Linked DNA regions of Homo sapiens: all the other regions are linked to region 3. A link is an interaction called in ENCODE POLR2A ChIA-PET data of the cell type or tissue named here. Cell type or tissue: GM12878. All regions are shown on one strand. Each heading gives the region's core, and the rest is flanking DNA. Links, peaks and the distances in the headings are about the cores only.

Evidence for each region. ChIA-PET counts read pairs that join two places held together with the same protein. Peaks named below come from ENCODE experiments on the same cell type or tissue, not always from the same donor. Only the 100,000 strongest peaks of a DNase experiment are listed, where the experiment ranks them.
Region 1: POLR2A ChIA-PET joins it to region 3 with 6 read pairs; 4 of 35 experiments call an interaction of 5 or more read pairs at or near these places.
Region 2: POLR2A ChIA-PET joins it to region 3 with 6 read pairs; 3 of 35 experiments call an interaction of 5 or more read pairs at or near these places.

What each region holds. Positions count from the first base shown.
Region 1 is chr6:142,902,603-142,912,741 of GRCh38, forward strand. All of the region lies in intron 1 of HIVEP2 (HIVEP zinc finger 2), which reads right to left. Among named protein-coding and RNA genes, the nearest start is that of HIVEP2, 38 kb to the right of the region's middle. RefSeq lists enhancers at 4,735-5,024, 9,422-10,139. In GM12878, for the core only: no CTCF peak of the experiment used is centred there; no DNase peak of the experiment used is centred there; H3K4me3 peaks cover 1,496 bases; H3K27ac peaks cover 1,763 bases.
Region 2 is chr6:142,709,717-142,719,855 of GRCh38, forward strand. No RefSeq gene overlaps it. Among named protein-coding and RNA genes, the nearest start is that of HIVEP2, 230 kb to the right of the region's middle. In GM12878, for the core only: no CTCF peak of the experiment used is centred there; no DNase peak of the experiment used is centred there.
Region 3 is chr6:142,813,981-142,824,119 of GRCh38, forward strand. All of the region lies in intron 2 of HIVEP2 (HIVEP zinc finger 2), which reads right to left. Among named protein-coding and RNA genes, the nearest start is that of HIVEP2, 130 kb to the right of the region's middle. RefSeq lists an enhancer at 5,726-6,195. In GM12878, for the core only: no CTCF peak of the experiment used is centred there; DNase peaks (open chromatin) are centred at 5,921, 6,091 and 6,717; H3K4me3 peaks cover 1,426 bases; H3K27ac peaks cover 2,616 bases.

The DNA of each region.
Region 1 (10,139 bases), core at 2,889-6,888, 88 kb after region 3:
ACACCTCAGTATGACATCTTCAAATGGTGTACACTTCAGTTTTTTCTTTGCTAAAGACAGTGTGTATATTTCCACTATGACTAGCAACAATGGTGCTTGTATTGATTGTTCTGGCAGCTATTTAAATAGGCTTGTTCTCTCCCTATCTCAATGGCCTCACAATGCTGATACTACAATGCTCAGGAACTTCTGAGCACCCTAGCCAGATGCCCCTTACTGCTTGTGGACAGGCATTCCCCAGCCTCTTGGCTGGGTGACAGCAACCACAGCAGCCCACAAGACGGGTGGAGAACCAATGAGTAAAATGATAAACATTTGTGATGAAACAGGATGTTGGAGACAGGGGGGTGAGGAGACAAAATATCTCAACGCTGAACTACTAACGCTACTTTGGAACTCCTAACAGTGTTCCCTTGTTGTAAAACTAGGAGCAGTAAACCGATATTTTTCTCTGGTGTTTTCTCCTTTATTATAATTAATTTCAGAATTACTGCTAAACAACACACCATTACCCAGGCACAGAACTTAAGACTGAGCTAACTGAACCACAAGCACTATACCCCCATAAATATTGTAAATGTTCATTGGAGACACTTAAACAATTATGTGAAAATAAAATGTTTTCTGGACACAGAACACAACATTTTCAATAGTTCAGCCCTTGCTGTTGATTGAATGTACACTTTAAACCACCATTTCCCTTCTTATCTATGCCAGTTAGTAAGCATAAATTTAAGAAACTCTGAAATAAACATAGTACTTCACTTATACAGTGTCCTGGACTTGGACTTCACTTTGATGGACTCTCAGTATGTAAGTAAATATCTCTTAAGTTGAAATTCTATTGAAACTATTCCCTGATTTCTGTACTTGGAGTACAATCATTTTGTTTTAATTGCTATGTATTGAAGAATCCACAAAATATTAATGTTATAACTATGTTATAATACTAATGCATTATGCATTCCTGCTCGACCCCATAAATTAATGTACCAGTACCATATATGCATATATACCAGTACAAAATTGCAGAAAAAAAATGACTCCGGTGGTTCCCATTAATTCACACACTAATTCTGATATCAAGGTTAACAAAACAAAACAAAAAGGTGAAATCACCACTATGGTGGTGCTCTCTTGGACTCCTTTTTAAAGAGTGTTATCAACAAGGATGTCTTCTTAGAGTCTACGATACTCATTTCTCTCATCCATTTCATTCTTGCTTTATTGCTAATGATTGCACCAAAACAAAGCAAATGATTGCACCAAAGCAAAAAAAAAAAAATTCCATCTTAGTAGCAATTTGATACTTTAAATAAATCTCTGAAAACCTTTTCCACCAGAAGTGTCCTAACAGTGACAGATCATTTTGCACTATATACACAGAGATGGAACACAGCTATGCACTGAGGAATATGGAGGGGGCAGGAAGTGACTGAGATGCAGCAAGCTCACTTACCTCAGACTAAACACAAAACTTCATAGCAATATTAAACCCAAATTTCCAGTCATTTTTAGACTTAAAAACCCAATTCAGCCTGTCTGAATTTCAACTCGTATTTGGCAAGTACCTCCAAATGAAAAAGTGGGAAATTACAAAGATGAATTTGAGGACACACATTCTACTTTTGTTCCCCACTTGTCACACTTATCCTCCCCAAATATTATTTACCCATCTGTTTTATACATTTACCTTTAAAAATCATTTCCGGAAAAATTAGTAATTAACATTTTGAAAACAATGCTAGAGTAAAAAGGTTACAGTGTCACATATACTTTCCTTTAACAATGTAAATTACATAGTTCCTTGTAAAGCTGTTGTTCATGTTGAACAACAGGACCTCAAACTTGAAAAGGCAAAATTAAGCCTATGAGAAAACACAGTAGGTGCAGTATCAGAGGTGAATGTGACATTTCATTCCAAGCACTATTGCACACACACAACTGATAAATTTCCTACCAGTACACTCAAGTCTAAATCATAATTCAATATGGATATTAGTCCATACTCTTTCTGAATGAAAATAAGGCAACCCAATGAAACTGATGACATGATCAAAAAAAGATAAACAGCCCTTTTTACCCTTTAAAAGAACAAAGGAACATAAGAATATTTCTATTAATACTGATATTTTAAAGCATAACACCATAACCTATATTACTCAGCAAGATCAGTTTATTATCCATTTGTTTTCATTTATCCCGAAGATCATTCTTAGTCTTTCTACTTGTATCAGTTCAATTTGTTATCCTCACACTATTATTATCAGTTAAGTAACCCTGGGTAAACTGTGGTTTTCATATCTATTGACCTGGGATAACACAGGCTGATATGTCATTAGCATAAGCTTGTCCTAACAAGTATGACTCCTCTCCTTTTAAGATTTGTTAAAACCGACTTAATTATATTTTCTTAACTATCTTGATGATTTGGGTTGCCCACTTACTTTATAATATTTTGGATATTACAATTTATCTTTTTAAACTAAGGGAAAACAACCTTTCATTCACTTTTTAAATCCTTCCTCCATTGTATGAAATATTGGAAGACATATTGAATTCCCATCTCTAAATAAGAGTTAAGAAAGATACTGCTCAACCATCTACCAATAAACTATTACCAGATAACTTAGGTTATTTTAAAATAATTATAAGATCAATTAAACCAATATAAAGAAAATCTTGAAATGCACTATAAATTCCAAAAGTGCATCCTGTTTACACAATAAGATCTGAGCCTCAGAAAAAGAAAACCAACAAGGCATGATTTAGGTAATCAATACGGGGGCCCACTAAAATGATTTCTGCAAACGACCGGTGAGTTGAGCTCACATTTAAAAATGTACTATTACTTACATTTTAAAAGCAAGACACTGGAAAGTAGTGTTACAAATGCTCAAAAGCTCATGGAAAAAAATAATTTCCAAACATGGAGTGTTTTTCAAGTGTTTAATAAATATAAGTATTTTTGTTTTTAAAACCTGAGGTTAAATACAATTCTTAATTTACTAGCCAGATTCACTGTACTCAGAAATTCCTGCATATAGTTTTCATTTACTGTCTAATTTATCAATCTATAAATCTACATTTAATCTGAAAAAATTATATGACATAATAGACCCTTTAACTATTAATGGTTCAAACTGTTAATTCCCCCCACCATGGTCATGGTTTTAGAATATACAAGTCCGTAAGAATCCAAGCCACTTGACAGTAGACCAAGAAGCAACATAAAAAATGATAATCAGTCCGGGCGTGGTGGCTCACGCCTATAATCCTAGCCCTTTGGGAGGCCGAGGCGGGGGCGGACCACTGGAAGTCAGGAGTTCGAGACCAACCTGGCCAACGTGGCAAAACCCCATCTCTACTAAAAACACAAAAATTAGCTGGGCGTGGTGGCACATGCCTGTAATCCCAGCTACTTGGGAGGCTGAGGCAGGAGAACTGCTTTAACCCGGGAGGTGGAGGTTGCAGTAAGCTGAGATGGCACCATTGCACTCCAGCCTAGTTGACAGAGTGAGACTCTGTCTCAAAAAAAAATTAATAATAACAATAATCAGAGAACAACACTATCTTTATCACTGTAATTTTTAAATAACTTTGAAGGCATTCATGAAAAACTAACCAGAAACAGATAATCTAGATTAGGTAAAGCTAATATCATTTAAATGTGCAAAATAACAAAACGAGAATTAAATCACATTGAGAAATAGTAGAACCAAGTAGATATAAGGTAACAAGAATTAATATTTAAAATATATAAAAAGCTCATAGAAACTTACTTTTCAAAAAATAACTAAGAAATAAATTAGAAAAGATATGCCAAGTCAATCCAGACAAAGAAATGTAACAAATAAAGAAACCTCTTTAATTATTATTAAAATGCAAACCAAAACAACAATGCAGTCAAAATTTTTACTTTGGCACAATCATGATAAAAATGGGAAGCAATTTGAAAATGAGGACCATGTATGATAAAAAATATTCATTCCCTTTGAAAAACAACCCCAAAAGAAAAAAAAATGAATATTCAGCAATAAGGGGATTTTTAGAAAATTGTCACCATTAAATTAGATCAAAAATATGCAGCCATTAAAATCAGAATATGGTAATATGCAAAATGAAAGTGTTTATAAAAATGATTTTGAAAGTAAGGATTGTATCAATATCATGATTATAACTATTTCAAGTGTATGAATGTGGGCAAAGATCAAAGAATATACAAGGAAAAATTCTAAAAATCAAGTTGATACATTATAAAAGCCTATAAGATAGTTATGCATCTTTTCTTTATTGGTGATATAATATTGCTTTTGTGATAAATTAAAAACTTGACAAAAACAAATAAATTACAGCAAGCTAGTCAGCTCCAAAATTAAATCTCCCAAATGCATCAACCAGTACCTACCATAAAACAATGACTGTTCCACAGGAGAGTTCACCAATGGCCAGATCTCTGTAACCAAAGCAAGACCTACATCTTACATGAAATGAAACTGTGAATGGTCCGTAGCATATTCATACTCTTTAAGCTATTAATCCATGCCCAAGTGCTTAAAAAGTTTACTATCTAGCATATGATGTTGGAGATTGTTCATTTCTATCCTTGTGATTGTACTACATCCATTATTTCTATGGGAGTTCAGTATACACTACCAAATCACATTGTTTGAATACAGGCAATTCTCAACTTACAACCACCTGACGAAAACCAAAAATAAAACCAGCTGCTGCTTTCCCCGGGTTGTCGCCTTCTAGCACTACCAGTAGTCTTACTGTTACCCCTAGAGAGTCTCAGCTGTTGTGAAGAAATCTAAAACTTTTTAGAGAATTTGGGGGAAGAAAGGGTCAAAGCAATAAAACAGTACCAGATAGTGAATATACACAAAGCACACAAAGCCATTGCTTACCCTGAGTCGTACTCAGTAAAGGTTTGATGAATGAATGAATAAATTTCCTTTTCACCTCTGTAATTTGAGCCCCACTACTTTGCCTCTACCCTACTCCAGCAGCCTGTTAACAAGCCTCCTTTTGGGGCTCTCGATTCATGGAGCTGGAGCTCAAGAAGGGAGTGAAACCCCATAAACAAACAGCTGTGATCAACAGGCTGTCCACTGGGCAATTCAACAGAGAGGACCTGCGCTCAGGACCAATCCAAAAACGTCTGTTCTTGTGACCTCCCCTAGAGCATCGGTATGATGTATACTCCAATTGTACTTTGATGGCCTTAAAGGAGCAGAACCACTTTAAACATATCTAAAGTCTAATAACTTTTCGATTTATTTCACCCCATGTATTTCTAACTAATCTTTCATCTTCTGAAATTTCAAGCCACTCCATTACTCAAAAATCTTCCTCAGCTCTCTCTTACCAACTGAATTACAGAAAATCAAAGAAACTCAAAGTTTGAGAGGTCTGAAAGGACTTTTAGCACAACAACCTAAAGAACAGGGCAAAACAACTTCACTCTTTCATTCAAGTTCCATCACAACATGGTCCAGGCCTTCCTACTTATGATTCTCAGATCCTAACCTTGTATATTTCCCATCTCCTGACTTTCACTCATGCCACCATTTATATCATACTCTATTTGAATGGTGCCCTCACGATTTTACAAAATCCAACTCTTGGGCAGCCATATGTGGTGTTCCTACTTTCACTTGTAACATATGTCCATCTTCCAACCCATCGCTGCTTCTAAAGATGTTAACCAATCCTCAAGGTCCACATTTTCCAGAAAAACCTTTCCTGGTTCATGCAATTGGTCTTTTTCTCTGAACTTTCATTTCATCTGGTTTATGCCTGTTTTTTGCATATTCTGTCTTTTCCAGTAAAATGAGTTAGTCATGCTTGCCATTAACAATATTAGATTGCATTCTCTCTGAGAACATGATGTAGGGTTCACATTTATTTCTATATAGTTTCTAGCCCATTGCCAAAATCAGAACAGGTACTCAAATAATTGTTGGCTGGGACCTTTGATTGGTAAGAAAATACAGATGACTTTGGAACTAGAAAAATTTAAAGGAGTGATTTAGACTGGAATGGACTATAGCAATCAAAGACCAAGAACTAAATTTGGATAACTTGGTGCCTTCAGGTTGACTGGGTTGAGAAGGGTGCTAAGTGGTAGGATGTCACTGTCAAAAACATACTTTTCCCTATTTCAAAATTTTGCCTTAGACCAAATATGTACCTATGGAAAAAGACTTCCTCTCATCTTTTCCTCCACTCTGTAAGATACCACCTCTCAAAAAAAAAAAAAAAAAAAAAAATTCTGAATTCTACACAACGAATTAAAAACACAGTTTTGAAACAAAGTACAAAGGAACCAAGCATAATTTAACCTGTTTTGTAGAATATCAAAAATAACTTTCCTTTTTTAATTAACAATAGTCTATTAAAGGGCAGATTTTAGGGATACAAATCTGAAACACTTGAAGAGCAGGTGTATCATTTTAGAGGTATCTAAACGTTATTGTCTCTACTATATGGAGCCTGTGTGTCTGCCTAACACATAACATGCATTTTCTTAATTAGAATGCATGCTGAAATACCTATTTTAATAAATATATCATGACCCAAGGAAATCATTATGATCTATTAAAGAACAATTAACTATAAAAGCATTAGCTATACAGAAAGAGATAGCTTCAAATTGGTATACACAGATTTCTACTATCTATAGACAAAAATCTATCTGAACATTTTTCAAGACCTTAAAAGATGCTGTGTTTACATAGCAATGGTATAGTATACATTGGCAGATGATTCAAAATATTTTAGTATATATCTACATATATGAGTATTTATAATCTGAAAATTAAATCCCATGATTTTAAGACAATTTAAATATAAACTAGGCAGGGGAGAGTGCAGCAGTGTTAGAGAGGAGGTCACTGAGGAATGAATGAATATATATTAAGCATGTTTAATAAGGCTTTATACACCAACATTTTTTGAGATTACATATATCTAAAATGCAAAAAAACCAACTGCCTCTGTTTTTAATCAGAAATATCTCAGGGTCATTATCATAAACATAGATCACCATAGCAAACCTACTCATTTATTTATTTCCATTTACTAGGAAAATACTTAGGGAGCCTCTTCTATGAGTCAAGTACAACATTAAGTCCTGGAGATAACAGTATCATATGGGGCAGGCATGGTCTCAGCCCTAGTAGAACTTAGATTCTGAGTAGAAAGATCAAAAAATAGCTACTGTAAATTGGGGGAAACACAGTAACAGCTTCTGAAGCTACTGAGATGCTTACATTTGCTTACCCCTGCACTCTTGTTTCCTCCAGTGGCCTATATTTTGATCTTTAAGATCTTGCTTCTGATTTTTATAGTTTATCTATTTCCTTCTTCACTTTCAGGCTGTCAGTGATTACATTTGCAGTCAACATGCCATCCTTTACCAGTGACAATGTTTGACTTCCATATACTGCTCCTAATCTCTAGCCAATCAGATCATCAAGCCTATTAAAACTAAGCCTAAAATAAGGACAAACAAGCTCTGAGTGAAGGCTGAATAGGTATTTTCTACCATTGCAGTTTGATAAAATCATTTCATGCATTATCCGTTTCTTTCTGATGAGATATTTCTATTACCCAACTGACCATGCCACCCATTTAAGAAGATAATTTAAAGAAATGTTTTACCAACAAAATTTCCCACTCTTCTCTCATTCTCTTCTAAAATAAACAAAACAGGCCAGGCATGGTGGCTTGCGCCTGTAATCCCAGCACTTTGGGAGGCTGAGGCAGGCAGATCACGAGGTCAAGAGATTGAGACCATCCTGGCCAACATGGTGAAACCCCATCTCTACTAAAAAACACAAAAATTAGCTGGGTGTGGTGGCGCATGCCTGTAGTCCCAGCTATATGAGAGGCTGAGGCAGGAGAATTGTTTGAACCCGGCAGGCAGAGGTTGCAGTGAGCCAAGATTGTGCCACTGCAATCCAGCCTGGTGACACAGCGAGACTACGTCTCAAAAAATAAAAATAAAGATAAACAAAACAAAACAACAACAACAACAACAAACCTACACTTCTGCTTAGAAGCAAGATCCCTACTGCCAGAAAAGTCTTCTTTAAGTACAGTCCATAGAAATGGTATCTTAATATATAAACCACTGTTTCTCAAAGAGTAGTTCTCAGATCACCGGCAGCAGAATTACCTAATTTACCTCTTAACATTAAGGTTCCCTGTGCCTCACCTCAGACCTAGTGAATCACATGCGTAGAGCATGGGGGCCTGAATTTTTTAACGCTCCTTGAAAGACCATCGTGCATGATACAGCTTGAATCCACTGATCTAAATAACCAAAGAGTACACATTGAAAATGTCAGTCTGAGCCCTAAAGACTCAAGTCCTCTATTTTACTACCAGTCTGCAAAATTTAATGAATGCCACCCTCTGCAATGCACTGGATAAAATTAAGTTTAAAAAGTTCAAGACAATAAAGTTTAAAGGTCACCTCTACCCAGAGAGTTTCCACTTTAATATGGAAGACAAAGCACAAACACATTAAAAAAAAAAAAAAAAAAAAACTTAAAAATAAGCACAAACAACATTTCAGGGGAGCCCAGTGAATAGAGGACAAACGTGCTGAGAGGGGCAGAGCCTAGGACTGAACAGAATACAGTTGGGATTCAGAAAGGAAGAATTCTAAAACAAGTTTGGGGCAGAATTTAAACATAGCAATTTTCAAGTGGGTCTCTAAAAAGGTGTGATGATTGCCATAGGGCATTTAAGATCAAGGAGAAAATATGTATAATCATATCTCTTGGTACCATAGTCAACACAGAAAGAGAAGTGTCCTGCAGGCTTATTAAAAAGATGAGATATTGGTTTGGGAAAACCTCCCTGAAAAGAAGGTTTTATAAACATATATTATCTTTTGAGGCAGACAGAGGAGGTATTGTTATCCCCAGATTTACAGACGAGGAGACTAAGAATCATCTGAGACCCTTTTTTGCAGGGTTCTTATTATAGGACAAAGCTGGTCCTTTCCTTCCATCAGGGACTCTTTGCTCAGCCTGACACTGCTCCCAGGAGAAGGATCATTAATTCACTGTCTCAGAAATGAGACAACAAGCCATTCAAAAACATATTTCTCCCTCTGTCCAGTTCAAGAAACAATCAGGGGAAATGTGTGTGAGTGTTTGTGTGTCTGTGATGCGTATGTGTGCATGATATGTGTGCATGCATGTAGATCTATGCATGAGTGTGTGTGTCGAGGGTATCACTGACTAATTTAACTGACCGCTCATCATTTCATAATTAATGAGTTACTGTATTTTAGTGTCTAATGGATGTTTCAGTGCTAGTACTTATGGCTAATGATACTGAAAAGCAAAAGCCAATCAAAGTCTCTGACTTTGTGATTTGATTTGTGATCAAGATAATTATCTGAAATCTCCATACTGGGTTAGTGACAGCAGGTTTCCTCTGGCTGTGCTATCCAGTATGGTAGGCACTAGCCATATGTGGCTGCTTAGGTTTAAATATAAAATTAGCATTAAATAAAATTTAAAAATTAGTTCCTCAGCTGCACGGCCACATTTCAAGTACCCCAAAGCCACTTGTGTTTAGTGGCTACCATATTGGCCAATGCAGTTCAATTGGAGAGCACTGCTCCAGAGTGTCAGTCTTTCTGAAAAGACAACTTCAGGCCTCAGTGTATACAACCATTGTTATTTACATCTAGTTCCAAACACATGCTAATAACAGTGATCGAACTTTTGTCCCTCCCACTAAGGCTTCTCAAGCCCCTCTAGTAGAATTCATATATTTCTCCTCAGAAATCCCTTCCCCCTTCTCCTCATCACACCTCTCTTCTCGTGGCTGTTTTCATCCTGGCTTGATAGCTACGTGCACATCCATCTCCTCTACAGTCAGCTTCTCAAGGCCAGTGGGTCATGTTCAGTTACCAGTAATGGTCCATGGCCTTTTAGGAACCGCGTCGCACAGCACCAGGTGAGTGGTGGGCAAGCGAGCATTACTGCCTGAGCTCCACCTCCTATCAGAGCAGCGGTAGCATTAGATTCTCATAGGAGCGTGAAACCGACTGTGAACCGCGCATGCGAGGGATCTAGGTTGCATGCTCCTTATGACAATCTAATGTCTGA
Region 2 (10,139 bases), core at 2,830-6,829, 100 kb before region 3:
GGCATCTCTTATTTTTTGACCTTTTAATAATAGCCTTTTTGACTGGTGTGAGATGGTATCTCATTATGGTTTTGATTTTCATTTTTCCAATAATCAGTGATGTTGAGCTTTTTTAAAAATTTTTTTGTAGAGATGGGGTCTTGCCCTGTTGCCCCAGGCTGGTCTCAAACTCCTGGGCTCCAGCAACCTTCCTGCCACGGCCTCCCGAAGTGCTGGGATTATAGGTGTGAGCTACTGCACCTGGCCTCTGCCATTTCCTTTGTCTCTTTACCAACATTCAGCACAAGGATGTCCTTCATCAAATTATTAAGACTAAGGGTCAAGACAATTGCTAGAAATTAGCCTGAGCTTAACCCAAGTTCGTCTTCTGCCCTGTGCAGCACTACCATGTATCTTATTCATCCCCCTCATTAGCCTACCTACCTCATTCACACCCCATTTAGTGTTTCCACAATGGCTGATGGAAGCCTAATGCAACCAATATCCCAGTAGGAAGTCATTAACTACCATCTCCCCTTTACAACTACTAAGAGAGAGCATACCAAAATAATGGTACACTCCCTGCCACCCCCATTCTATCCAGCACTCAACAGTGAGGATCCTGACACTCGGTCCCCTGGGTACAGAAAACAAACTCACACAGTGTTGCCACTGGAAGGTCAGAGCCCTTCAAATCGTATTCCTACATAATCACCTGTTACTTCTTGGCAGGCCAGCCTTTTCTTGACTTCAATTCAGTTATTTGGGCCCTAACTAAAGTGATCTTCCAAGACTGTTGTTTTGGCCTGAAATCCATTGGGTTTAATTGTTTTTAAGGGTGCTAAACACCATATTAAACAGTGTTGACTGATATCTCACTTATTTGAATAACGCCAGTTATCAATGGTTTCATCACGTGAATGGCACGGATCACTCTGCAGACTATGCAGCCTGATGCATAGGAAGGTTCCAAAAGAAATAGTCTCGAGATGGCTTTTGATTTTATTTAAGAGTATGGTGGGCCAGGCGCGGTGCCTCACGCCTGTAATCCCAGCACTTTGGGAGGCCGTGTAGGGTGGATCACGAGTTCAGGAGTTCAAGACCAGCCTGGCCAACATGGAGAAATGCTGTCTCTACTAAAAATACAAAAATTAGCTGGGCATGGTGGCATGTGCCTGTAATCCCAGCTACTTGGGAGGCTGAGGAAGGAGAATTGCTTGAACCGGGACCTGGGAGGCAGAGGTAGCAGTGAGCCGAGATCACACCACTGCACTCCAGCCTGGGCAACAGAGCAAGACTTTGTCTCAAAAAAAAGAAGAAAAAAAAAAGTATGGCATTGAAAGTCAAACTCTCTCTTTTTTTCCAGTAAAAATAGAGAAATTTTAGGCCTCTTCACTTGGAGTTAGGAGGATCCCAGACATATTAGACCAATATCTAAGATTCAGCAAGCTTAAAGTTAAATATGTCTGTGTTAAGGAAATGGATGTCTAACCCCAAGTCATTTCCTTATTTTTTGAAATCCCCTCTGAATTGGGAATGGGCATTCTTATGGGGTAAAGAAAATCCTATGAAATCTTTTTTGAGACAACAGTATCAATTGATAGCTAAGCAGCTGTCCCTCAGATAAGCATTTAAAATCATGGAAATATCCTGAAGGTCCAGGGGAGATGATGAGACATGCTATGTATCATTGCTATTTATAAAGGATGTATAACTTACTTGGAAGTTACCAGTCTGTGTGGGATATGTGAGACCTGAGGAATGGTTCTTCCAATGGCAGTGAACTTCCATTGATCATGGACTTCCTGAGTAACCAGCTGTCTCAAGCCTGCTTCCTCACAGATCTTTCTCCAGGATGCTATCCCAGAATTCCAGTCATGAAGTCACCACTTTGGGATGTCATCTGCTACAAGTTTTTGAGCCAGCAGACCATTGAGCACCTGCCAGTTGCCAAACTATGGATGGCATAGTGCATTTTACTCCCTGCTGTCCCTAGAAGCAGGCACAATGCATTTCCAAGGGCCTGCTCCAAGAACCCCTCTCTTTGTAGTGAATATGCCTAGTTTCCAAATCCTGATCCCTCCTAGTCTGACCGTATCTGCTACCTCTTGAGCCCAATCAATCAAACTCTGTGTGCCTGTGGATATATGTTCATGTGCACACATATGTTCATGTGTGGATGCATGTAAACTCGGAGAATGATACAGCAGAAAATACCTTAACTAATTAGCCCGTATTTTTTAGATCTTCTTTGTCTTGTCCTAGGGGTCCTACAGAACCCCTTTAAGGGCAGAGTAGCTTTAGGAGGAGAAAATGAGGAAACTCAGAAGATTTCAGGGACCCCAAAGCCCCACAACAATTCAGCTTTCTGACCATCAGTTTTACATGTTGACTTTTACAGAAAGAATGTTTTTGAAGAAAGGGCACTCTCACTTTAAGCAACAAAAAGAAAACAACAATGGTTGAAAACCAGAGATTCTAGTCCAACTCCTTTGTTTTACAAGTAAGAAACTCATGAAGAAATGAAGATTGTCCCACAGTCACATAGCTATTTAGCTACAGTTGGAACTAGAACTGAGGTTGATTGATTCCCCAACTGTACATTTTCTATTCACCACACAACAAGGAGAAAGGGAAAAAAAAACAATACTGGTGTGCTTGTTGCATGCATTAGTGATTAGGATATGTCTCGATGACAACCTAGGATTTAAATGCCAAGTGAGAATGTGGGAGTGGAATTGTTCCATCCTATAATGAGTCCCAAGAAATCTTGAGCAAATGAGAGAGTAAGAAAAGGACTGAAATCTTGAGCCAAAGGAAATTCTTTCTGGATGTGTTTGGTAACCTTCAGCCTACATTTTCACTAGTAAAGAGGCAGCATGAATCCTAAATGGTCCTTGTAAAAAGCTTCCAATCAGAAACATCAAGATGGCAAGTCACCTTATAAGCCAGTAGATTTCAGAGCTTCTTGTATATTTGATATTTGTTAAAAGTGTTCATAGAGTTGTGGCAAGGCTTCTGAACAGAATGCAAACTGCATCTGGTCAAGAAAACTCTAGTGAAGAAAGCTACTAAAGCCAATTGGGATGGTCTTACTGATCAGAATCTTTTGTTCATGCAGATATACATGGACCTACAGAATCATGCTGAAAAGGATTCTCCTAAGCTTTAAATCTGTATTTGGTTTGCAGTATGAATGACTAGGAGCAATACTCAATCATGGATGTGGATTAGAATCACCTGGGGGGCCTTAAAAAATACTGCTGCCCAGACTCAACTGAAAAGAATTAGGAATTTCCGCAGGTGAGAGTTGGACATCAGTATTTTTTTAATGTTCCAAATGATTTTAATATATGACCAAGGTCAAGGACCACTGAGTCAGAGGGTTCTCAAAAGAACCCAAAAGATAAGGAAGGAAGAATGAGAGGGAAAGGAAGATTACTGGGTCCCGATCAACTAAAGTGATGCTCTGTCAGATCACTTTTTGTTGTTTGAAGAGCACCCTTTCTCAGCAAACATAAGTGGTGAGTGACCCACATCACCAACAGAACCGTGCTAGGAGCATGTGGCTGCCATGCTCCAACCCTCAAAGCCTCACTACTCCAGTGGGTCTTGCTCTCGGCGTGAAACAGTCTCCAGAATTCTGCCTGAAAGGTAACCACCCAGCTCTCACTCATGACCCCTGCTTCCACTTCTAGGAGCAGCTAATTTTACCCCCATCTCTCAGGAAGACTTGAACCTCTCACTGAAAAGACACCTATCTTTCACCACCATGAGTATAAAAGAGAATGTTCTCATATGCCATTGTTTTTTATGAGTCCCCAATGGAATCCCTCTTGCTTCTTCTCACAGCCTCTGTCTCCAGGTAAAGAGAAAGGAGACTCTTCTGGTAATGGATATTTCTTCTCAACTGAATCCTTTTTTTTTTTTTTTTTTTTTTCATAAGAGACAGGGTCTCACTCTGTTGCCCGGGCTGGAGTGCAGTCACAGCTCACTGAAGCCTCTACGTCCTGGGCTCAAACAATCCTCCCACTCAGCCTCCTAAGTAGCTGGGACCTACAGGCATATGACACCATACCTAAGTTGTTTGCTTTTTGTAGAGACAGGGTCTCACTATGTTGCCCTGGCTGTTCTCAAACCCTGGCCTCAAGGGATCCTCCCACCTTGGCCTCCCAAAGTGCTGGGATTGCAGGCATGAGCCACCAAGCCCAATCTGAATCCCTTTATAACACTTGAATTTCCAGTAGCCAAAAGAAACTCCAAAGACCTCTGCTAGCTTTGGTGAAAGCTCAAATGCTGCAGTCCCAACCCCCTTTAGGGGATGCTGCTCATCACCTGCCGACAATGTCCAAATCGCCTACCCTTTCAGCAAGCAAGCATTCCCTTCACTTAACTCCTCACAGAGCCCAGCACGTTACAAAAATATGGCAGCCTGGCAGCCTGACTTGGTTGAGAGTGCAATTGCTCAGCCTCCTGGACTGCTTGTGTTCCACAGCCCTGACAGCTGTGAATCTGCCCCTGGGAGGGAGGCCAAAGTTCTGAGGGAGGGAAATTGGAAGTGGATTTATCCTCCTATGAATATCATCACACCCTCAATACCTGTGCGGTTTTGTTTGTTTGTTTGTTTGTTTTTCATTAGCAGGAGCTAACAGAAGGCATATTCTGTGGAGTGTCGGGGAGTGGGGTAGGGGGTGGTAAGGAGCTCCTCTGAGGCAGGTGGGGCAATGAGATGATAATAATTCCAGGAGTCAGAAATTATGAAGTCTGCTCCCAGCTTCATCAGTCATGTGCGTGGGACCAAGGGCAAGTGTCCATTTCCGCATTTCCAAAGCAAAATGGTCTCTAAGGAAAGCACAGTGGGGATGGCATGGCCTTGCCATGCCTGCAGCTGGGGAAATCTCAATAGAAAAACAACTGGGGCACAGCAGAAATTATCTGAGGAGTCAGAAGGCAATATAAGGAAAAGTTAAAAGTACTATCTTCAGTGCTTTAAGAAATGAACAAAGGAATAATTATATTAAGGGAATAGTGTATGAAATTCTTTTCCACAAGAACTGAGGCTACTGAATTTCAGGAAGAAACACAATTCTTAATATTTGGATCAGGCATTGCACATGTAAGAATTGAATGTTCCCATTTCCTGAACATGCAGAGCCTTTGTTCTCCATATGCTACCTCTATGCTCCCTGCACGGGCTTCTCGTCAGAATTATACAGAATGCCCAAATGTTGGAGAACTGGGATGATTTTGCATCTAACAACTTGGCTTCCAATTTGGATCCCCTAGGAAATGAAATTCCAAGGGGAGATTTAGTCTAAATGAAGCCCCCACAGGAAAAGCTTGCAGGGATGCCAGCTCTAGCTTTTCCAAGCTCCCGCAGTAATGCTGAGAACGACAGGCAACCAACCATCAAGAAGAGACAAAGAGCCAAATGTGTTTCGCAGATCTAATCACACTGTGAGCCTGCCGGTGAATGTCTAAAGATGTCCCTGTCAGCACAGGCTGCTCCATCATGGACCCAAGGAAGCCCCATCACTTGGGATCTAAAACTGGCCAAACAGTAGGCTGACACATCTCCTTAGTGGCCTCATTGTTCAGACAGGGAAGCCCACAGTGTGTCCTCATTCTGAAGGTCTTTTCCTTTGCGGGTATCTAAGGATCCGCAGGCTGGGAGCTTCCTGGGATGAACAGAAGGACTGGGTCTGTGCATGTTCACACATCTCATTTCATTCACTCACACTTCAAAAGGCTTCAGCTTATGTTAAAATTTTAGCTCTTTCTTATTCTCAAATCTGTTTTTGAAGCTGCCACAAGTATGCCTGAGTTCCAGGTATAATATATAGCTCTTCACTGCCTCCCACTTCCAAGCCTTGCTACCAAGTATGCCACTCACATTTTCCCCTTTCAACACAAACCTGATGCTTTTCATGCTTTCCTCTGCAAATGATGGATGGTAGCTGAGCTAAATATGGAGACAGGGGTTACAGACACGTTTTGTTCCTGTTAAATGTTCTACTTCTTGTGTTATTGCTTTCTCTGCTTCACATTAACTCACTTCCTTCCTGGTTTCTAAAATGTAGGTGCCTATGATTGGAACCTTGGAGGCTGAGAGAGCGACTTCATATTCTAGATCTATCTTTAGGTCTAAAGAATGCCTCCATTTACCTGTAATTTCCCGTTAGAAGGGAGTCAATCACCTGTCACTTTTGTGGTCTGAGACGAACAAGCTGCCTGAAATTTGGGATACCTGTTGTTTTGTCTTCAACCAATGAAATGAAGAGTAATTATGAAAGTGGCATTTCCGGAAGATTACTGTTCCAAGTTTTCCCATAACTTTTAACAAGCTAAACTTGGGGTCTTGTGAAAATTCATGAATGCTGACAAAAAAGTAGAGGGCTCAGGCTTTGGACATGATCACAACGAACTTAGTCTCCTGTTTCTACCTCTCACAAGCTTGTGACCTTGGGCAAGCTGTTTATACTTTGCTATAGCTGGCATGTTGTCATCCTAACCTCCTGTGGAAATTTGATCCCCAGTGTTGGAGGTGGGACCTAATGGGAGGTGTTTGGGTCATGGGGGCAGATCCCTCATGAATGGATTAATGCCTTCCTGGAGGCGGGGTGAGTGAATTCTCACTATTGATTCCCAGGAGAGCTGGTGGTTAAAAAGAGCTTGGTGCCCTCCACCCCTGCTTCCTCTCTCATTGTGTAATGACTGCACAACTGGGCTCCCCTTAGCCTTATACCATGAGTGGAAGCAGCCTGAAGCTCTCACCAGAAGCAGATGTTGGAGCATGCTTCTTGCACAGCCTGCATCATCGGGAGCTAGATAAACCTCTTTTCTTTGTAAATTACCCAGCCTCAGGTACTCCTTTTTAGCAACACGAAGACACAGTTGGAGATCCTCAGTTTCCCAGTCAAGGTGCCCACATTGCAATTAGGTGTCATATCTCTTTAGTATCCTTTAATAGAGAACGATTCCCATGTATTTTTTAAAATTTTGTTTATTGTTGTCTCTCTTGATGTTGACATTCAGAACAGTTATTTTGGAGACTATCTCACATTTTGAAGTTGTCCTGTTTTTTCCTCATGATTATATTCAGGTTTTCAAAGTGTGGCAAGAATATTACAAAGTTGATGTATGTCTCATTGCATCTCATCGAGTGGCACATAATGCCAATTTGTCCCCTCAGGAGTGATACCAGGTTTGATTACTTGTTTAAGGTGGTTTCTGCCAGATCTCTCCATTCAAAAGGAACTTCTTTTCTTTGTAATTAATAAATAATATTCAGTGGGGTAAAATTTTGAAACTTAATGAATATTCAGCTCCTCAAAAACCTTTCAACCAATAGATTTGGAATCTCTTAGTTATCCTTGTATAAATCATTCATTTATCATTTATCCACTAAGGTTTACAAAATGTTGATTTTTTTTTTTTTTTTTTTTCAGACGGAGTCTCGCTCTGTCACCCAGGCTGGAGTGCAGTGGCACAATCTCGGCTCACAGCAACCTCCACCTCCTGGGTTCAAGCAATTCTCCTGCCTCAGCCTCCCAAGTAGCTGAGATTACAGGCATGCGCCACCATGCCTAGCTAATTTTTGTATTTTTAGTAGAGATGGGGTTTTACCATGTTGGCCAGGCTAGTCTCGAACTCCTGACTTTGTGATCTGCCTGCCTCAGCCTCCCAAAGTGCAGGGATTACAGGCATGAGCCACCACGCCTGGCCACAAAGTGATGATTTTTGAAGTCTATCATTTTTTGTTTCTTCTATACATATTAATTGGCTTTACTTGGTTTTTAAAAAAGCCAACAAACAAAATAAAACTTTTCCTTTCTTTCTCTCTCTCTTTCCTGGTGATATTTTTTAAATCAATGTGCCATTGCCGTGATTATTTTTATTGATGTTTGAATTGCCATAAATGTGGTCAAAGGGGCTTCTGTGAAATTTCAGCTTTATTTTGTTTTGAGTGACTGATTTAGTGTTTACAATATACATAGCTATCTTATCACAGTCTACTTTCAAATAACATTATACTGATTTACAAATTGTTCGTGACCATTATAATAGCACGTATCCATATCTCCCCTCCAGCCCTGTGTGCTATTGTTGTCATGTAATTTTACTTCTATATACTTTTATAAATACAATAATAATTATTTTTGCTTTAAAGTCAACTATTTTTAAAGAAATTAAAATGAGAAAATTTTTCTTATATTTACTCATATTTTTCGTTTTCTAGTACACTTCATTTCTTTGTGTGGATCTAAATGTCTACCTGGTATTTTGCATTTACTTGAAGAACTTTAACATTGTTCTAACACGGGTCTGCTGGTAATGAATTCTCTGTCTCCCTCTCTTTTTTTTGATACAGGGTCTCACTCTGTCTCCCAGGCTGGATTTTGATGTGATCTTGGCTCACTGCAGCCTTGACCTCCTGAGCTCAAGCAATCCTTCTACCTCAGCCTCCTGAGTAGCTGGGACTACAGGCACACACCACCATGCCCTGCTAATATTTGTAGAGGCAAGGTTTCTCCATGTTGCGCAGACTGGCCTTGAACTCCTGAGCTCAATCCTGCCTTGGCCTCCCAAAGTGCTGGGATTACAGGTGTGTCACCGCAACTGGTCTGGGTTTTCATTTTTAAAAGCAATTTTGTCACGCTTCATTTTTAGAAGACATTTTTGCTGGTTATAGAATTTTAGATCCATATTTTTTCTTTCAGTACTTAAAAAATGTCACTGTTTTTGGCTTGCACAATTTCTCACAATAAGTCCACTGCCATTCTTACATTTGTTTCTCTGTTAATAATATGTTTTACTTTTTAGTTGCTTTAAACATCTTTTTTCTTTAGCATTAGTTTCAATAATGGGAATGTACTATGCTTTAGTGTAGCTTTATTTAGATTTATTTTGTTTGGGTTCTTTGAACGTCTCACATCTGTGGGTTTATAGGTAAATTTGTTTGTTTGAATCAAATTTGGAAGATTTTTTTGCCATTATTTCCTCATATTTTTTTCTAGCTTCTTCTTTCCCTTCTTGTAATAGAAGTAATTGCATGTATATTATACTGCTTGCCACTGTCAAATAGCTCATGGAACTTTATTGTTATTTTTGTATTTGTTTTGTTGGATTTTGCTGTTGCTGTTGTCCTTAGTTTTCTTCTTTTCCTCTTCTCCTGGTCCTCTTCTCTTCTGTCATTTTCTTCTCCTTCTTTAGTCATTTTTCTCTGTGATTCATGGGTTAGTTTCTACTTCTATGTCTTCATATAACCTTTGAGTCTACAGTGCCTAGTCTGCTGTTAATAGCATCTAGTGCACTTTTTATTTCAGATATTGTATTTTTCATCTTTAATATTTCTGTTTGGGTCTTTTTGTATCTTCTGTTTCTCTCCTTATTATATTCATGTTTTCCTTTGTCTTCTGGTGCATACCAAGCATATTTATAGTAGTGTTTTTAATGTCTTTGTCTGCCAATTTCATCATCTCAGTCATTTTGGGGTGAATTTCTATAGATTGATTTTTCTCCTAGACATGGGCTATATTGTACTACTTCTTTGCATGACTAGCTATTTTTGGTTTAATGTTGGACACTGAGGTTTGAGCTTTTCAGTGCTGTATTTTGTTGTATTTCTTTGAATATTATTGGAACTTGTTCTTCCTTGCAGTTAAGTTACTTGGAATCAGTTGTTTTCGTGTTACTTGGAAAACATTTTGTTGGGGTGGGTTAAGAGCAGTATTTAATGTAGGGATAATTTATCCCCACTGCCAAAATAATATCCTTTTGAGAACTATACCCAACATCCCATGTGTTATGAGGTCTTCCCACTTTGGCTGGTGGAAACACAAACTATTCCCAGCCCTCTGTGAGTTTTAGGAATTCTTCAGGCTACTGCTTTCCAGTAATTCTTTCCTTGGTCTTGGACATTTTCTCCTCTAGTACGCACAGAGCAGCACTCTGCTAAAGCCTGTAGACAATCCTCTGCAAATCTCTAGGGCTCTCTCTGTGCAACTCCCTTCTCTCTAGTATATGGCCCTGCAAACTCTGGCTGCCTTGGCCTCCCCAATTTCTAATCTATTTGTCTTTAACTTAATGAGATTCCCAGACTCTGTTGGGTTCCCCCTCCCCTGTACTGCAGCCTGGAAACTTCCTTAAAGCAGTAATCT
Region 3 (10,139 bases), core at 3,509-7,508:
CCTCAGAGTCTATGGTCTAGAGCTAGACAGGTGAAAAATAATTTTACACCAGATCTATGGTCAAATATGGACAAAGCACTAGCAAGCAGAAGCAAGGAGATGACTAAGTGTGCTGGTGAGAGGGATATGGGAACACAGTAAGAAAAACTTCATACTGGAGATGATCTTTTATGTCTTGAAACATGTGCAGAAGTTCATCTAATAGAGAAATTGAAATGTGACATCAGAGGCAGAGGAAATAGCAACTGTAAATGCACCAAAGCATAAAGAAACCAGGTATATTCTGGGAATAAATAAATGTTGGTATTACTAATGTATACCCTAAAGCACTGGGAAGTCATCAAAAATTTCTAAGTTTGGGAATGACATGATTAGATTTGTCTTTTAGAGAAACAACTTTGGAACCAGTGTGGAGAATGGTGGGGAGTTGAGTGGAGACTTCGGGCAAGGACATCAGTCAAGAGTTGACTGCAATAGTTCAGGGAGATATGATGAAGAACTGAATTGGGCAGAGGTGGTGGGTTGGAGGAGGCTGATTACAGAGATATTTAAGAAGAAGAATTGACAGAATTTGGGAATCGGTTATATGTGTCAGTGTGATGAGAAGGTGAGAAAGGAGTGAAGGGTGAGTCCAAGGTTCTAGCTTGGATGTCTATAGTGATAGTGGGGCTTTGCATGGAAAGAAGGTAGGACAAACAAGTCTTGAGGGAAAAGTATGATTGTAAACATGTCTAATTTGAAGTTTCTTTGGGCTATTTATGCAGAGATATCTAGTATATAGTGTATAGAAGTAGGAAACTAGAGCTTCTACTACAGAATAGTAGTCAAAGAAATCAAAGTAGATAAAACACTCAGTCTTTGCAAAGTATATGGAGTAACAAGGGAAATGAGAAAGTCTTGCTTAGTTCATTTTGTTCTACTATAACAGAATACCACAGACTGGGTAATTTATAACAAGCAGAAATTTTTTGCTCATGGTTCTGGAAACTAGGAAGTCTAAGATCAAGCCATGGCCTTCTTGCTGCAACAGCCCATGGTGGAAGGGCAAAGACAGACAAGAGACCGCACAAGAGAGGGACAAAGGGGGCTAACTAATCCTTTTATAAGGAGCTCACTCCCAAGATAACAAACCCACTTTCTCAATAACAGCATTAATCCATTCATGAAGGCGTGGCCTAATCACCTCTCCTTAGGTCTCAACACTGTTGCACTGGGGATTAAGTTTCCAATACTTGCTCTTTGGGGGGGACACATTCAAACTACAGCAAAGCCCTCTGACAGAACACCGCACTGCAACATTTAATAAGGCTGATTGGGGGACAGAATCAATGATGGAGACTGAGGAGTAATCGGGCAAGTAGCAGAGAAACCAGGGGCAATTGGAGTCAAGAAATCCAAGGGAGTAGAATATTTCAAGGAGGAGAAAGTTCAAACACAATAGAAAAGTCACATTAAATGAGAAAATTTTAAATGTCTACTGAAATTGCCAATTGATAGATCATTGAGGCCTTTTACATGAATAATTCCAGGGAGACTGAGATGTTAAAACCAGATTCCATTAAAACAAAAGGTAAAGAACTTGACATTTCTAACATAGATTAATCTTTATGAATTTCAAGCTGGGCATGGTGGCTCAGGAAGCCTAGTCAACTTATTACATTAATATTAATAATGATAACTGTGATCCTCTTAAGTGATTATGGAGTACTCATTATCTGTCAGGCATTGTGCTAAGCGTTTCACATGCATGGTCTTGTTTAATTCTAGATAATTTAGATGACTCCACAAGAGTCTTTCTTGAATCACAAATTGCTAGTCTTCTGCACAAAATATCCAACTTGATTATCTGTACTTTAAGAATAAGAACTGCGTCTTATAATTCCCTTCTTTTGTGCCATCTGGTAAAGTTTTGGGGACATAATAGAAACTCAATATCCTTTAAAACTCTTGATAACATACCAAGTTCTTGCTATACACATAACTTTGTATTGGACAATAGAGAGGATTTTTTTTTACACTACCCAATTCTATACAAATTTGGAACCTTATTGGAGACACAAAGCATGCAGGTGAAAATTTAAATTATAGCTCTAAACATCAATTAAGTGCTACTACATTTATAATAGTAGTACATGAGTGCAGTAAAAAAGAGATTGCTATGAGCTAATGTCATGAAACAAATATTTATGCAGCTGGTAGAAGTTAAATTAGGGCTTGAATATTCTGACAGGCAAAGACAAGGCTTTCCAGGAGGTGGAAATGCCTGAGCAAGGGAATGGTCATGCATCTCACGAGAGCCAAGAGTTCACAGCCAATGATTTATTTAGCAAAATCTTCAACCCTACTGTTCTTTGCCCCCAGTTCAGCCCATTTCCAGAATATATTTTTTCCTTCCTTATATTTCCTTAATTCATCTCTTTGTCTACTTCTCATGGTCACGAGCTCTGTTATCCTATCCTATTTCAACTACGACCACCTCCTCATCACTCAACTCACACTATTAGCACCGCTAAGAATCCACAGTTCTACTTCTGAAGTCGCTTTGGATTTCCTAGCACTCTGCACAACAGGACACATAGACTACCAGATACCATCCCCTGCGTCTGGCATTTCTCGTTCTTCACTCTAACTCACTGCTGTTTTCCCCACACAAATGTGCTCCAAGACCTCCTAAAGCAAACTATACATTGTCCTCTTCCAAGCCTCCCCTGGCTCAAAGTCAATCTTAATGCACAAGGCTCTAAATCATAATTTACAGCTTGGAAACCATTAATCCTGTACAGAAGGAACTGAGTTTACTGCCAATGAGTTGTTCAAATACTAAGATAGATTCTGGTTCTATATGAATTTTTATTTAAGTTCCCTATAAAAATGTTTGTAATAGCACCAGAGGGTGTGTGTGTGTGTGTGTGTGTGTGTACATATACATATACACACAAACACGCTATCTCTCTCTCTCAAAGTGGGGAGGAGTGGGTGTTGAAGAATGACAGCTCCTTGAGGACAGGACACACTTTTGTTCAACTCGACTTGAACTGTATTAGCAAGGGCATGAGAGGACTTAAGAAACAATACAAAATAAGGCAGATAGGTATGTTCTTCAAGCTATCCTTTGATCCTGGATTCTAAAGACTAAAATACAAACTAAGGTTGGAGGGCCCAAATTTTCTTCTCTGAGTCTCAGAGATTAGGTCTATATATTTTAGAAATGTAATAGTACCTTCTTAAAAAATTACTTGGTAATTAACCTGACTGAAAGCTCTGGCTAAAATACTGTGGCTCCAGCTTAGAATACTCTATGGTTGTAGCCAATGCTAGAAAAAACACACTTTCAGTTCTAGGCTCTGTTCTCTCACTAAATTTCACTTTGGCTGTATGCTGATCATTTGATCTCATTTGGAGACGACCAGCAGTCACATATACACCATGAAGTGACAATCACAATGCCAAATCTAAGTTATTTCATTTCAAATAAGCATTGGACTATTATTACTAATTTAATAAGCAGGAAATGCCCATGTGTCTTATGTACTATGCTGGACACAACTTGCATGGAGATAAATATAACATTACTAATAAGTACAAGATCCTCAAAGTTCACACTCTGAGATGTAAATAATGAATGACAGCACAATTTTTAAGAGTAAAGAAATTGACAAGGCAACGGAAGAACACCAAGTAGGAAGTGAAGATAAGAATCTGCCTTGAAGAATTGTAAAATGATGCGCAAGAAAGTGACACTTAAAGTAGATCTTGGCTGGGTAGGATGGCTCACACCTGCAATTCCCAACGCTTTGGGAGGCTGAAGCAGGGGGATAGCCTGAGGTCAGGAGTTCAAGACCAGCCTGGCCAACATCTCTACTAAAAATACAAAAATTAGCTGGGCCTGGTGGCACATGCCTGTAATCCCAGCTACCCGGGAGGCTGAGGCAGGAGAATCACTTGAACCTGGGAGGCGGAGGTTGCAGTGAGCCAAGATCACGCCACTGCACTCCAGCCTGGTCAACAGAGTGAGACTCTGTCTCAAAAAAAAAAAAAACAAGTAAAATAAAAATAAACTAAATCTCAAAGGAGGAAGGAAGGGATGTGTATGAAGCATGTATTATTTGCCAGACACAGGTGACAAATTACCTCATTGTTGCCACCATTTTAGACATGGTGAATCTGAGGCAGGACAACTAAAGTCACCTGCTAGAATGCCACACAGCCAGCTTCAAACACAGCTTTGTATGTTTTGTCCAATGTACAAGCTCCCTTCTAAAGGCAAGGAAGCCTTCTTTAGGTGGAAAAGTGAAATAATCTTTATTGCACTTAAAGTTTCCTAAAAATTACCTCTTACGAAATATTTACTTATAATGATTAACAGTTTATGGTTGTAGCTGTAAGTTTCTATCTGCCCATACAACGCTTTTAAAGCCGGGCACGGTGGCTCACGCCTGTAATCCCAGCACTTTGGGAGGCCAAAGCGGGTGGATCACTTGAGGTCAGGAGTTCAAGACTAGCCTGGGCAACATTATGAAGCTTCGTCTCCACAAAAAATTAGCCAGGCGTGGTGGCATATGCCTGTAATCCCAGCTACTTGGGTGGGTGAGGCCTGGGAATCTCTTGAACCCAGGAGGTGGAGGATGCAGTGAGTCAAGATTGCACAACTGCATTCTAGCCTGGGGGACAGAGTAAAACTCTGTCAAAAAAAAAAAGAAAGAGAGAGAGACAAGAAAGAAAGAAAGAAAGAAAGAAAGAAAAGAAAGAAAGAAAAGAAAGAAAGAAAGAAAGAAAGAAAGAAAGAAAGAAAGAAAGAAAGAAAGAAAGAAAAAGAAAAGAAAAAGAAAAGAAAAAAAAAGCTTTTAAAACCCAGTCCATTAAAAAATGCCCAGGAACCAGGCAAGGTGGGTCAAGCCTGTAATCCCAACACTTTGGGCAGCCGAGACAGGAGGACTGCTTAAAGCCAGGAGTTCAAGATCAGCCAGGGAAATATAGCAAGAACCTGTCAGGAAGGAAGGACAGAAGAAAGGAAAGGAGGGAGGGAGGGAGGGAAAGAAGGGAGGCAGGGAAGAAGGGAGAGAGGGAGGGAGGGCGGGAAGGAGGGAAGGAAGGAAGGAAAAAATTAGCTGGGCATGGTGGTGTGCACCTGTAGTCCCAGCCACTTGGGAGGCTGAGGCAGGAGGGTTGCTTGAGCCCAGGATGCAATGAGCTATGATCACTCCACTGCTCTTCAGGCTGGGCAACAGAGTGAGACCCTGTCTCAAATTTTAAAAAAAGAAAAAAGGGGAAAAAAAGAAAAATGCTTGGGGTTCAAGGTCTATGTAAGAGATATGCAAAACTTCAAAAATGTTGCAAAATGTTGTGTCTATGTGCATTTTCCTGGGGAAAAGAGTCAGGAGCTTTTATGAATCTTAAAGGGGTTTATAAACCTCTACCCCAGAAAAGGCTATGAAGCAAGAATCTACAAACTTCTGCTAAGCTTTTTAATGTTTTCCAAAAGGAAAAATACTTTTGTAAATTTAAGTTTCACATACAAGGAAATCCATTTCATATATAACAGGGAAGAAGATTCATATATTCTACTATAAGGTAACAACTTGATAAGGAGACACCGAAGTGACCCTTTCCCATGTTTCTAATAACTATTCAGGATGTTAACAGTGAAAGGACCATTTAGAAAGCTAATTTCCTTTTCATCATGCTTGTTAAGTGTTTACTTTAATTCACATCCTGTGTGACCCTATGGGAAAATTTTTAACTAATACTGGGGAAAATCCCATAGGGTTACACAGGATGTGAACAGGGCCTGTACTGAACTACCTTCAGCTTGAAAAATAAAATTAGATAGGTGAGTTTCACTTTCTGTTTGTCATAAGTTCCACTTTCTGGCTCCCAAAGCTTAGATCCACAGTACATCCATGTCCGTGCAATAAAATCCCAAGATTCTCACTCTCTGTTAAAGGAAGGATTTCGGCGTGTTGTATAGCAAAATCCTTTCAGCAGAAAAATGCAAATCTGTGGTGCTAATCAAGGAGAGGCGGCTGGAGCACTCCCAAATGCTCCTCCATACCTGGGCTCACACACAGTTCAGCTGCCGTTTTCCATTTCCTGTGGGGAACATACATCATACCACTTCCCCTATAGAAAAAAGAAAGCAGCCCGATTTAATTGCTGATGGAAACATTGTCATACTTTCCACTGGCCAAGCTTGAAACTATTACTGATCTAACCTTCATTAATTTTTCCACAACAATTTGCAGAAATGTCAGGAAGCAGCTGTACGAAGACTGATTAATTGTCCTTATCACCACTACTTTACCAGGCTCGCTCTCTCTTCTCTCTCTCTCTCTCTCTCTCTCTGTATCCTCACCACCTCCCCTCCCTCTCTTCCAGTTTAAAAATATAATTGGGATTTTTCTGTTTTGGTTGGTATTGGTGGTGGTATATCATACTCTGAAATATCCAGATCTATTTTTGATGTCTTTCAATGGCCCAAACATTTTCAGATCTGGAGGAGACCCCATGAAGTTTGGGACAGCATCCACGAAGGAAAAGGTTGCTTCCTGCTGATTACTCAGTTATAGCTGTTTAAACAGACGTTCATGAATTCAAGTCTTACAGCAACACTGCATTTATTAGTCAATCACAGACGCTAAAATTCACTTCCGAAATGTGAATTAGAAAATCAAATGCCCTTTTTCTATTTTTTTTTCACTTTCTTTTCTCCCTCATCATTTTCATTTGAGCTATACCATCTGTCCCAGCCTATCAAATAATGTACTGTGCATGCCTGGCAAAAACAAGTGGAACAGTACACCTCATAACCCCATGTAGGCAACCACTGAGCATCTATAAAAGTGGTACATAACAGAATCTGGCCATCTGGGGATAACTAGTTATAGCAAGCTTAGCTTCTCAGCCAGCACTCAGATTTGCAGACTTTTAACTAGTTGGCAAAGCATCAACCAGTGTTCAAGAAGAGAAACACTAACAAACATTTTTTTTTTCAAAACACAAGAATTCAGATATAAATTTTCAAAGGTGTACTTGCCAATGTTGCTGACAAGAAGGCTTCAAAAGCAAAGATCAAGGCACTGTCATGTCCTTGAAATGGAGCCAGAGTCAATCCAAATCTAGCATTTTGCAGCATTACTAAACTTTTTGGGTATGAACATATTTTTCCTTCCCCATATTGCCTGAATATATACAAGCAAGGGATTAAAGCCGAACAGACTTTGAACCAAATGACATAGTACCTTTCAGAGACAGCTCCAGCAGACTGGGAAGAGTTCCTCCTAGGACTACATTTAAAAAAAAAAAAAATCCAAAGGCTCTTCATCCCAGATACACTCATTCGTAGTCTAACCCCGAACCAAAGAAAGACAGATTGGACAACTATGGCTTAAAGCATTAAAGTAATAACTGGACATGTAGCATAGTGGCCCAGATCATGGACCATGGAGCCAGAATACTTGCTTTCAGTCCCATCTCTGCCACTTGCCAGACATACAAATATTCAGGCAAGTTACCTAACCTCTCCGTGCCTCAGTCTTTTCATCCAGAAAATGGGGATACAAATAATATTGTTAACAGAATTATACAGCATTTAAAAATGGCACGAGGAAGTGAACTCTAAATGCTAGCTGTTAACTGTATATTTTTCTGTTGATATTTCAGGTATCTATTAGCCTAATAGTGAGGAGGAAATAATGTGACACGAGTTCCTAAATTAATTTAACAAAGCCCACTGGGTTGGCTGAAAGATTTCCCCTGATAATACTCACATTGCTTGAAACACCACCACCAAAACTAGGTCAAGCAATCAAGGCTAAATATTCTATTGTTTCTGTTGACTATCCCCTAGCTGTCACAGGACAGCATGCCTTGTGATGCCATGGGACATAGAGGCAGGCATGGCTGGAGATGACCACACCTCACCACCACCTCCAGGCCTGGAAAGCAGGGGTGGGGAGAAAGCCACCACAGACCAGCAAAGTGCAAACAAAGACAGAAGCTGGCTTGGACTTCGTCATAATCAAAGTACTCATCAAAGAAGCCAAAGGCACTCATTCCCTTGGCACTAAGACCAGGGTTGAGGTGCCAGGAGGCCACACAGTGCAGGAAAGACGCTACTTTTAATTCCGGCTCCACCATATGACCTTAAGTAACTCTCACACTCTAAAGCCTTAATCTGCAGTAAAACACAGGATTTCGTCTACATCAGACCTTTTGAGTCTTTTGGCTGCCATGACCTCCTTGGCAGTCTGATGAAGCCTGTGGGCTCATTCTTAGCAGAATGTTTTAAACTACACTGGATTACAAAGGAAACCAATTACCATGAATATAGGTATCTCAAAATAACTTTCAAAGCAAACTTGTTGATAGTAATATACATAATTCTTTATTAATAATTAAAAACAAGATATAGTGCAGGTCTAATATTCACCATAATTCGGAGTAGTCATAATCATAAAGACACTTTGAGATATGAATCACAATGGTAATGTGATATGAAACTGTCTGTGATTTCTATTGGTGACAACATCACTGACACTGCTGAAACTACTGTCATTTGTTGCTTACATGAATAATGAAGGAAGTGCTAAACTTCAGTTAGAGATTAATGAAACAGTTTTTTTCTCAACCAAATTTTCTGAATTCTGTCCATTTGTGGTTAAGAGCCCCAGCCTAGGTAAATAATAAATCCCTTTATAATTCCATTATCTCAGATCAATGATTGCATTGTGTCCCTGGCTCCCTCCACAGAGAAGATTCACAAAGAGAAATAAAGCAATTCCTATTCTTTCCAACTGTGTGGAGAAAAACAGATTTACAGGATAGAAGTGTCTTTCCTCATCCCTCTCCAAGTGAGGGAAGGAACACTTATTGACTTGGAAATGAGTTACCCAAACACTATCAAGCCCTACCAGCCTACAGGCAAATACATAAGAAGTGACATTAACACCAATTAACCACAGCTCCTGTTCCAGCCCCACCTGCTCACACAGGACCTCCAGTCCCCTTAAAAAGTCCCAACTAAGTATATCTAGGATTCCAGCAAGGGAGACTTACAAGAGCCCACAGGCAGTCTGACAGCCAGTCACAACACCATCTGCCATGGCTTCTTTCCTGCACCAGCTCCCCCTAGCGTCCTCAGGAAGGAACCCCTCTGCCGCCTCTGCAGATGGCGCCCTCAGTAAGAATCCTAATGCCCAGTTGCCCCCACAGACAGCAGAGTCCATACTTCCAGGAAAGAGGGGTCCTTGTCATGGGTCCCACACTTTAGAAAGCCTGCATATCACAAACAAGCACAAATAAATTCACTGAAAAATCCACAGCACCTTTATCATAGGCATCCAGATGTCCTGTAACCCTAAACCCCGCGACAACGGTTTAAGCCCCGAGGGAAATGCTTCTCTTGCCCAATCTCTTTGCACCAGTCAAAGAGTGACTGAGTTGGAATGCCCTGAAGGTTCGTGGATTGTGACATTGCAGTGTGGAGTTAGACATCATTTCCAAAGCAGAGAAGATTCAAGCAGCATTAATGCTTAGGTAAAAGAAAAGACTTAAGAGTCATTTCTCTCAGATGGTGTGGACGCAACAGATTCTCGCATAACAAGTGTAACCATGCCAAGCATCCCTTTCCTGGTTTCTCTTCGTGCTCTGATCAGTGGTTCTAGAATCGTTAATAATTAGAGCAGCATTTGGAACAATTGCACATGGCACTTGAAGAGTGTTTCGCAATTAAACAATTCTTATTCTTAAATTTGTAAAGATGTAACCTGTATGAAGCATGATGCCAATTCTTTACATTAGCAACTAAAATGGACACTAAAAACAAACTTGTGAATAGTTTTGCTTCTGTAAAAACAGCTGAGGATTTAATTCAATTTCAAAAAAATATTAAAAAGCTTCAGCAGCATTTAAATAATTTTGAATTTTAAATGTTTTATTCATTCATTTTAATATAGATTTATTTACCTTTCAGTTTTAACATGTGATTTTGGATATTTTGTAAGAAAAATCCTTTTTTTAAATAGCTTAATTTAAAACATTTTTATACTTATTCTAATTTACATATATGATGAAAATATACTAATATTTTGTATATGTTGAATACAATTACATTACATGCTTAAATCCTTTAGGTCCCGAGA